3 separate regions of the Mus musculus genome follow, and regions 1 and 2 are each linked to region 3. A link is a loop called in an ENCODE intact Hi-C map of the cell type or tissue named here. Cell type or tissue: left cerebral cortex. All regions are shown on one strand.

Region 1 (2,500 bases), 71 kb before region 3:
GATGTTTCCCACCTCTGTGTCAGGGTTGCTGACATCCTTGTTTTTGAAGGGTGTATTTTAGGACTTACAGGAAGTAGAAGCTCATGGGGTCCAATGTGCAAGGCACTGATGCTGAGATGCGGCATTCAGCTGTGGAAAGATTCTCAGGCTGCCCTCCAACTTCCTTCACAGCTGAGATGACCTTGAACTCTGCTGATCCTCCTGCCTCCCGGTGAAATACAGTGTTCAAATGGCTTAGTGTTCATTATAGAAAACAAGATACGTCCTTGGGACGTTTTTTGGTTGGAGCTTTTTTAGCCACATCCTGGTTGCCCACGTAGAGGAGATCAGTGTTGTCATGCATGACAGCAGCAGTGCCCCAGCGAGGTGGGAGGGTAGTGGGAGACAGTGGGGAGAGCCATGCACTTTTGCTGTTGGGGGGAAAAAGGAGTTGTTGAGGAGTTTCTTTAGCTTGCATGTTTTGTAGAAAATAATTCAGTTTGCAAGAAAGTGTTCAGTGTGGCGAGTACTAAGTTTGTTTGGTTTGAGATCTTTTTCTACATGTTTTTAAAATACCTTGAAGGTAGTCTTTCACCAAGGAATGACTTAAATTTGTTTTTTATTTGTTGAAAAAAAAGGTCTCATCACTATGTAGATCAGGCTGGCCTTGGACTCAGATCTGCCTACCTGGGGCTAGATGTATGCTTGGCCTTGGCAGTGGCTGCTTAGGTAAGGTTGTGGTCAGACAGCAAGGGCTGCTGACTCGCCCCTTCTGTGCAGCTCTTAGCTCCAAATCACATTGTAATTCATCTAGGGCTTTGTCCTGTCCTTTTATTACTTATTTTTTAATTGAGATGGAGTTTCCTGTGCCTCGGCTGGCCAGGAGGGTCTGTGTAGATGAGGACCTTGAACTCCCGATCCTCTTGGTACACAGCCCAGTTTTAATGCTGGGGCAGAACCCCAGGGCTTGGTGCATTACGAGCCTTGAGGGTGCTACCAACCCTGTGGAGGCTTTTCTATCCCTCAGTACATCTCCTTGGCTTCCTTCTGTCATGCTGTCTTGCTTGTTGCTAGACTGTGGAAAGTTACTGCTGCCTAGAGAGGTGCTAGGGCTGCAGACTACCAGCAGCAGCAGTAGACTACCAGCAGCAGCAGTAACCTGATTAAGCTCAGGGTTTATGAACTTTGGGGTTTGTTGTCAGTGAGATTTTTAGTGAAATTTCTCTGTGTGCTGATGTTAGTGATGTTCCAGGTAAGTGCAGTATCTACAGAACAGCCTTTGTTGTTAGCTGCCAGCCGACCTAAATAAATGTCCCTTTTCTAGGTACACACAAGAGCCTCATTGGGAACAGCAGGCTGACCCAGCAATAGTAAGAGCCAGAGAATAAGGTTAGATGGACAGGTCCTGGGTGTTAATTGTGGGAAAGTCATATTGCTTGATACTGAGAGCTAAAGTAGATCTTGCCAATTTGGCAGCTTTAAGACATACCCAATGCTCACTGGCAAAAAAGGCTTGTAGTCCTATGCTTATTTTGACAACCACTCCCCCCCTCCCCCCCCCAATGCCCTACCCCTGACTTTTGAATCAAGGTTTTCTTGGGGCTGGTTGGCAACCAGGTGTTGCCAGCCATTCAGGAAGTATAATGTATTCTTGGGGAAGGGGACAGCCTCAGTTGAAGAGAGGTCTGGGAAGTCCTGAAGGGTGAGAAGTTGTTGCCAGCTGTGGAATGTGCTATGTCAGTGAATGCTACATAGACAGGGTGTTGTTAGCTAGAGAAGAGGGGTGAAGCTGCAGGAGGATCATAAATTTCAGGGTTAGACTGGGCTACATAATGAGACTTGGTGTCAAACAGTTGGTTGTGGTGACATACAGCTTTAATCCTATTATCGAAGTGGCAGGCAGATCCCTGAGTTGAAGACCGGCCAGGGCTACATAGGAAGACCTTGTTTCAAAAATCTTTTAAAAAAATTGCACTCAAACTGTCTAAAAATGGCAGTGGATGTTTTCAGAATCAAGGAATATTAGCAACACCCAGCTAGCTCTCTGCAGTAGAACCCTGTATGTATGTAACAAAGCAAGCCTGTGGGCTGTACCAGGAGAAGCCAGATACGAAGATTATCACCAAAGACACAAGAGTGGGCCACTCGTGCACAAATGCAGAGCTCTCCTGAAGAAAATTCCTGTTGAGACCAGAAGCTTCCAGGAGTTCCCTTCTAACCAAAAATAAGCCTCCTGCTGGGCGGCATGCCCAGGTTTTTGGCCGGTGAGGCAGGAATCCTCCTGTCTCTCCTCCGAGTGCTGCTTGTCTTGTCTGGCTCCAGTGGCAAAGGAAAGCCTTTGTTGCTTAGCTGCTGTCCTGCCTTCCCTCAAAGACTCACTGCAGGGCTACCTCCATCTCAGAATTGGCCATGCCTGCTTAGCCTAGGCTGCATAGCCCCAGAGGGGACTGATGAGAGGCTCGGTGGATAAAGTGTGCTGCATAAGCCTGACATCTGAGTTTAATTCCTGGAACCAGCAAAT
Region 2 (2,500 bases), 59 kb before region 3:
GTACAATGCCATGTGCTGAGAATGGTTTCAGACTTATTAAATGCAAGCTTGTTAACTTGTTCGTGTCTTTCTGTCAGCAGCGGCCCCACGAATCCTTTCCTGTCTTTCCATATGCAGTCCTTTTGGGAGGGGCCTGGGTCTTGGCTAAGTAGCCTGGCAGGAGGGAGGGGCTGGCTTCCTTGGAGCCCTGCCTGTAGCCTTAGTTTCTTGCTGCCTTGGTCTATTAAAGCTGCTGGTGCATTGAGAGGAAGCCAGGTAGCCCTGGTTCCTGGGGAGTGTCTTGGCCTCAGACCCTGTGTGTGGTGGTGGAGGGCAGGCCTAGATGGTGTCTGGCCTGACTGCTGGCCAGTGGGTCCTAAGGGTCAGCCAAGTACTCCCCTGGGCACTCCCACATCCCAGCCTGCTTCCTTCAGCTTGAACCTAATGGTCGGAATCTGAGCCATTGATTAGGTCAGAGGCTGTTGAAGGGCATCAGCCCTAGAGGTGGTTTGCTTTCTGTCATGGGGCCCTGAGCAGAGAAAACGTGAAGTTGATACAAGAGACACTTTAAGCCTTTCACTGTTTACCAAAGGCTTCCTCCTCTGTCTGCATGCACCCTTGTAACTTGTAACCTAGGGAGTGCCTCGTTTCTCTCAGGTTCTGGCTCGCTAGCTGGGTGAATGGCAGAGCCACAGCAAGTCCCAGTTAGGAGTGTATGGGGCGTCTCTGCTGAGTTACACCAGCCTGTGCTCCTCTGAGCTCATCATCTGAGCAAGTCTTCCTGACACCAACATAAAAAGACACAGAGGAGCCAGGCGTGGTGGCGCACGTCTTTAATCCCAGCACTCGGGAGGCAGAGGCAGGCGGCTTTCTGAGTTCCAGGACAGCCAGGGCAACACAGAAAAACCCTGTCTCCAAAAAACAAAAAACCAAAAAAAAAAAAAAAAAAAAAAAAACCAAACCAAACCACAGAGGGAGGACACGGTGCTTCCTGGTATTAGAAGTAATGAGTGTCAAAACTTGTAGAAACTGGTGTGAGACAGTCCACCATTCTGTTCATATTCACAGTAAACATGTGAATGAATGTACCATACATGTATAGCCCCCCGCCCCCCCCCCCAAAAAAAAAAACAGCACACACCTATGTAACAGGTGAAACTGGGGGCCAAGGGACAAGTGCTAATCCAGGAAGAAAGGGTGTCCTGGTTGGGGCCAGCCCAGGTGGCTGAAAGAAGTCCATCTGTCATCTGATACTTGGTGGTGGATAAGGACAAGCTGAGAATCATTGGCATTGTTGGGTTAGCTTGGGAGACATGGGAGGGGGTGGACTGTAGAGTCCGTGTGGGATGGATTGGAAGGAAGAAGGCAGAGGCCAGGCTTCTGAAGACATGTCTGGGGAATGGAAAGTGAGGAGCACAGGGCAGTTAGGCCCACTGCAGGGTGGGGTGCACAGCTCCCTGTAGCTCAGGCTCCAAGGGTCCAGTGCCCTCTTGTGGCCTTTGGGGTTCTACACACAGGAACATTGAAAAAAATTTTTTTTTCTTTTTTGGTTTTTCTTTTTTTCTTTTTTTGAGACAGGGTTTCTCTGTATAGCCCTGGCTGTCCTGGAACTCACTTTGTAGACCAGGCTAACCTCGAACTCAGAAATCTGCCTGCCTCTGCCTCCCGAGTGCTGGGATTAAAGGCGTGCGCCACCAAGCCTGGCTCAACATTTTTAAATTTTTAATCAAAAGAAAAGGCTCGGGGCTGGTGAGATGGCTCAGTGGATAAGAGCACCCGACTGCTCTTCCGAAGGTCCAGAGTTCAAATCCCAGCAACCACATGGTGGCTCACAACCATCTGTAACAAGATCTGACGCCCTCTTCTGGAGTGTCTGAAGACAGCTACAGTGTACTTACATATAATAAATAAATAAATCTTAAAAAAAAAAAAAAAGAAAAAAGGCTCGGTTTGAGATGCTGGTGGCCTTGAATCAGAAAATAGTTGAAATTCATTTTTTAAAAAAGATTTATTTATTATTATATCTAAGTACACTGTAGCTGTCTTTAGACACACCAGAAGAGGGTGTCAGCTCTCATGATTGGATGGTTGTGAGCCACTATGTGGTTCCTGGGATTTGAACTCAGAACCTTTGGAAGAGCAGTCGGTGTTCTTAATCACTGAGCCATCTCTCCAGCCCTGAAATTAATTTTTTACCCACTTGGTGACCTAGAGGAACTTAGCTGAGCTCAGTTCTGCTTACCAGATGTGCAGTCTTGGTGCATACCAGCCTAGCTTCCTGCCCCGGGCCCACAGAACAGCTAGAATATTCCCTGGCAGGATTAACTCAAGACTGCTCACAAGGCCACACATACCGTGCACTCTGGCAGCATCATCCAGAGAGAAACCGAAGACTCCTGGTCCAAGCCAGTGGGGTTGCTTTATAGAAAACGAGACACAGCACAGGTCATTTCCCACTAGTTCCCAGGAAGGACCTCCCAGGCTGCCACCTCTGCCCAAAGCTGAACTGAAAAGAATCCAT
Region 3 (2,500 bases):
GGACCCACTGCTGAGGATCTTTATGGCAACCTATGAACGGTTATTTTATGCTAGTTACTTTCATTGTGGCCAGTGTGTATGCTCAGAGTACTACGAGAGAAGCATTCATTCCAGAGTGCCTACTCCTGGACAAGCATGAGGGTCCCTGCTTTGCAACCTCATCACCATGCTTGGCCCTCAGAGCAGAGAGCATGTGGGGCTGTGGGGCTGGGGAGGCTGGGGAGGCTGGGGAGGCTAGGGAGGCTGGGGAGGCTTGGGAGGTGGTTACAGGGATGGGGGGGTGGTGGGAGAGGGGAGCACTTGTTGTACAAGCATGAGGGCCTGAATTCGAGTCCCCAGTGCCCAGGGAAAATGTCAGATGTGGCAGTACGTGCCAGCAATCACAGCATTGGGAGGTAGACAAGAGGTTCCTTGGGACTCACTGGCCAGTGGGGGAGACCCAGGTTCCATGAGAGAGTCTAACACAATGCTACCCAGTCTCAAAGAGTGAAATGGATAGGGGAACTGTAGACACGAATGTGGATCTCTGATTTTTACATGTATGTAAATACACACACACACACACACACACACACACCTGACTCTCACTGTCACCACCTCTCTGCAGATGCTACCACAGGGGGAGAGAGAGGGGAACTTCCTGGCTGCAGAGAGAAACAAGCTGAGCTGAACTCTGCAAGCCATCTGTTCTACCATTGTGAAGGGCAATTTTTTTCAAAAAGATTTTTATATGTGTATACATGCATCATTTGTATGCTGGAGCCCTCGGAGGTCAGGGGTGTCTGATCTCCAGGAGCTAGAGATCTAGGTGGTTGTAAGTCACCAGATGGGGGTTTGAGGAACTGAGCCTAGGTCCTCTGCGGTGAACATTCTTAACCACGGAGCCAGCTCTCCGGCCCCACGAACAAGGGCAAGCTTCTGTCTCTGCTCTGAGGTGGCGAGCAGCTGTCTAGAAGCAGGGATGCCTCCAGGAGAATGCAAGAGACCAAAGAATAAATAGGGGCAGTCAGTTCCTGGTGAGTCCAGTAGCTCAGGGAGGCACTTTGGGGGTGCCACTCAGGGTATCATAGTCCAAGTCCCTTCTGGAAGCAGGAAGAGGCAGCCTCGGTCTCACCAAGAACACTGTTCTCAGGGAGAGAAAAAAAAATGTTTGTCTTTTCTCTCACTTAAAGTGAGCCAACAACCCAGCATCCCTTGCATCTTGCCGGCCCCTCTGCGGCTATGGCAGGAAACGTGGTATTATGTTGTTGGGGTTGAAATCCCAAACCTGCAATTTCAGAGCAGAGGGAGAGAGCCTGCTTCCTTCCAGCTGTAAAGGGAGCCCCAGCGCCCCCCGCCCCCTGCATGTCCCTGCCTCTGAAGGGACTCATCCCCACCACTCTGCCTGCCAGGCTTAGGTCTGACTCTCATAAAGGTATTTATTGTTTGAGGGGACAGTCTTCCACCTACTGTGGATGACAGACAAATGCCGCTTAGCCTGCTAGATGTCCCCTGCAGGCAGAAATTGGAGGTGGAGGTAGTCGTGGTGACTGTCATGTGACGCTCAAAGCTGAGCATAATAGGTCCTATGGGCAGAAAGGCATGTTTCAGGCAGGGGCCTGAGTTGGTCAAGGGCCTGGTATGGAAAGAGACTGTGGCCTGGGTAGGGGGTGGAGAAGGGGTACCAGGGTCCTGTGGAGAAAGCAGCAAGGTTGCTCACCAAGGCAGGGGCTGCCATGGACGGGCTGTGTGGGGGCCGCCATGGTCAGGTTGGTTGAAGATCTTGGATGGAAGCCCCGGATGGGATGGGAGGAAGGAGCGGGGGTTCAGGATCCTTGCTGTCTGCTGGTAGGATCTGCAGGACCTAGTGATGGTGTGTGCTGTCACTTGTCACAGGAGATGGCATAAGCAAGAGAAGATGTGGGTGAGCCAGGCTCTAGGGACAGCAGGCTTGAGATGGGTCTGGCGCTTTCATCTAGATCAAGGGGCCGCCAGAGCTTGAGCCCTCTGCTCACTTGCCCATTGCTGCTTCAGAGTCCAGCGTGTGGCCCGCTGAGGCTCCGGTCCCAGTGCAGGCTGATGGAACCCTGCAGTTGGCACCCCACAGGATGGGATGTGACCTTCCCTGCCACACAAAGCAGCCAGGTGGAGGGGCGTTCAGTTCATAGAGGCCAAGTGTCTTTTCTTGCTCTTTCTCACTTTTAACTTCAGGTGACAGACATGTGATATAAAATTAATCATTGGAAAGTAACTATTTCTGTGGCGTACAGTACCTGGGATACTGTCTGGCCCCCACTAGCCAGTTCCGAGTCTTCTTGTCCCTGTCCAGCCTGCCCCACCGGGACCCCAGGCTGCGCTGTACCTGGGGCTCACATGGGCACTCAGTGTTAACACTCACAGCTCATCCACACGGTGCACAGATCCATGCTTCATGCTGCTTGGTGACTGTGCTGTGAGCCTGCTCACAATATGGCTATGCTTTGGCTTTCGCTTATCATATGAATTTGCTGATTTCTTCTGG

What was found. Hi-C counts contacts between places; a loop is a spot of excess contacts. Peaks named below come from ENCODE experiments on the same cell type or tissue, not always from the same donor. Only the 100,000 strongest peaks of a DNase experiment are listed, where the experiment ranks them.
Region 1: it touches region 3 in a loop (2.1-fold over the local background); 5 of 42 quality-filtered maps call a loop at or near these places.
Region 2: a loop joins it to region 3, with 2.4 times the contacts of the local background. A loop is called at or near these places in 7 of 42 quality-filtered maps.

The regions. Positions count from the first base shown.
Region 1 is chr5:122,163,174-122,165,673 of GRCm38, forward strand. All of the region lies in intron 1 of Ppp1cc (protein phosphatase 1 catalytic subunit gamma), which reads left to right. Among named protein-coding and RNA genes, the nearest start is that of Ppp1cc, 6.1 kb to the left of the region's middle. In left cerebral cortex, CTCF peaks have their summits at 1,120 and 2,192; DNase peaks (open chromatin) are centred at 157, 291, 1,040 and 2,206; H3K4me3 peaks cover 419 bases; H3K27ac peaks cover 2,500 bases.
Region 2 is chr5:122,175,215-122,177,714 of GRCm38, forward strand. Ppp1cc (protein phosphatase 1 catalytic subunit gamma) reads left to right here. Exons shown (of 7, transcript NM_013636.4): 7 at 1-59. Among named protein-coding and RNA genes, the nearest start is that of Ppp1cc, 18 kb to the left of the region's middle. In left cerebral cortex, a CTCF peak has its summit at 1,459 (motif pointing left); a DNase peak (open chromatin) is centred at 1,387.
Region 3 is chr5:122,234,139-122,236,638 of GRCm38, forward strand. The region is part of intron 4 of Hvcn1 (hydrogen voltage-gated channel 1); the gene reads left to right. Among named protein-coding and RNA genes, the nearest start is that of Hvcn1, 26 kb to the left of the region's middle. In left cerebral cortex, a CTCF peak has its summit at 1,506; a DNase peak (open chromatin) is centred at 1,070; H3K27ac peaks cover 513 bases.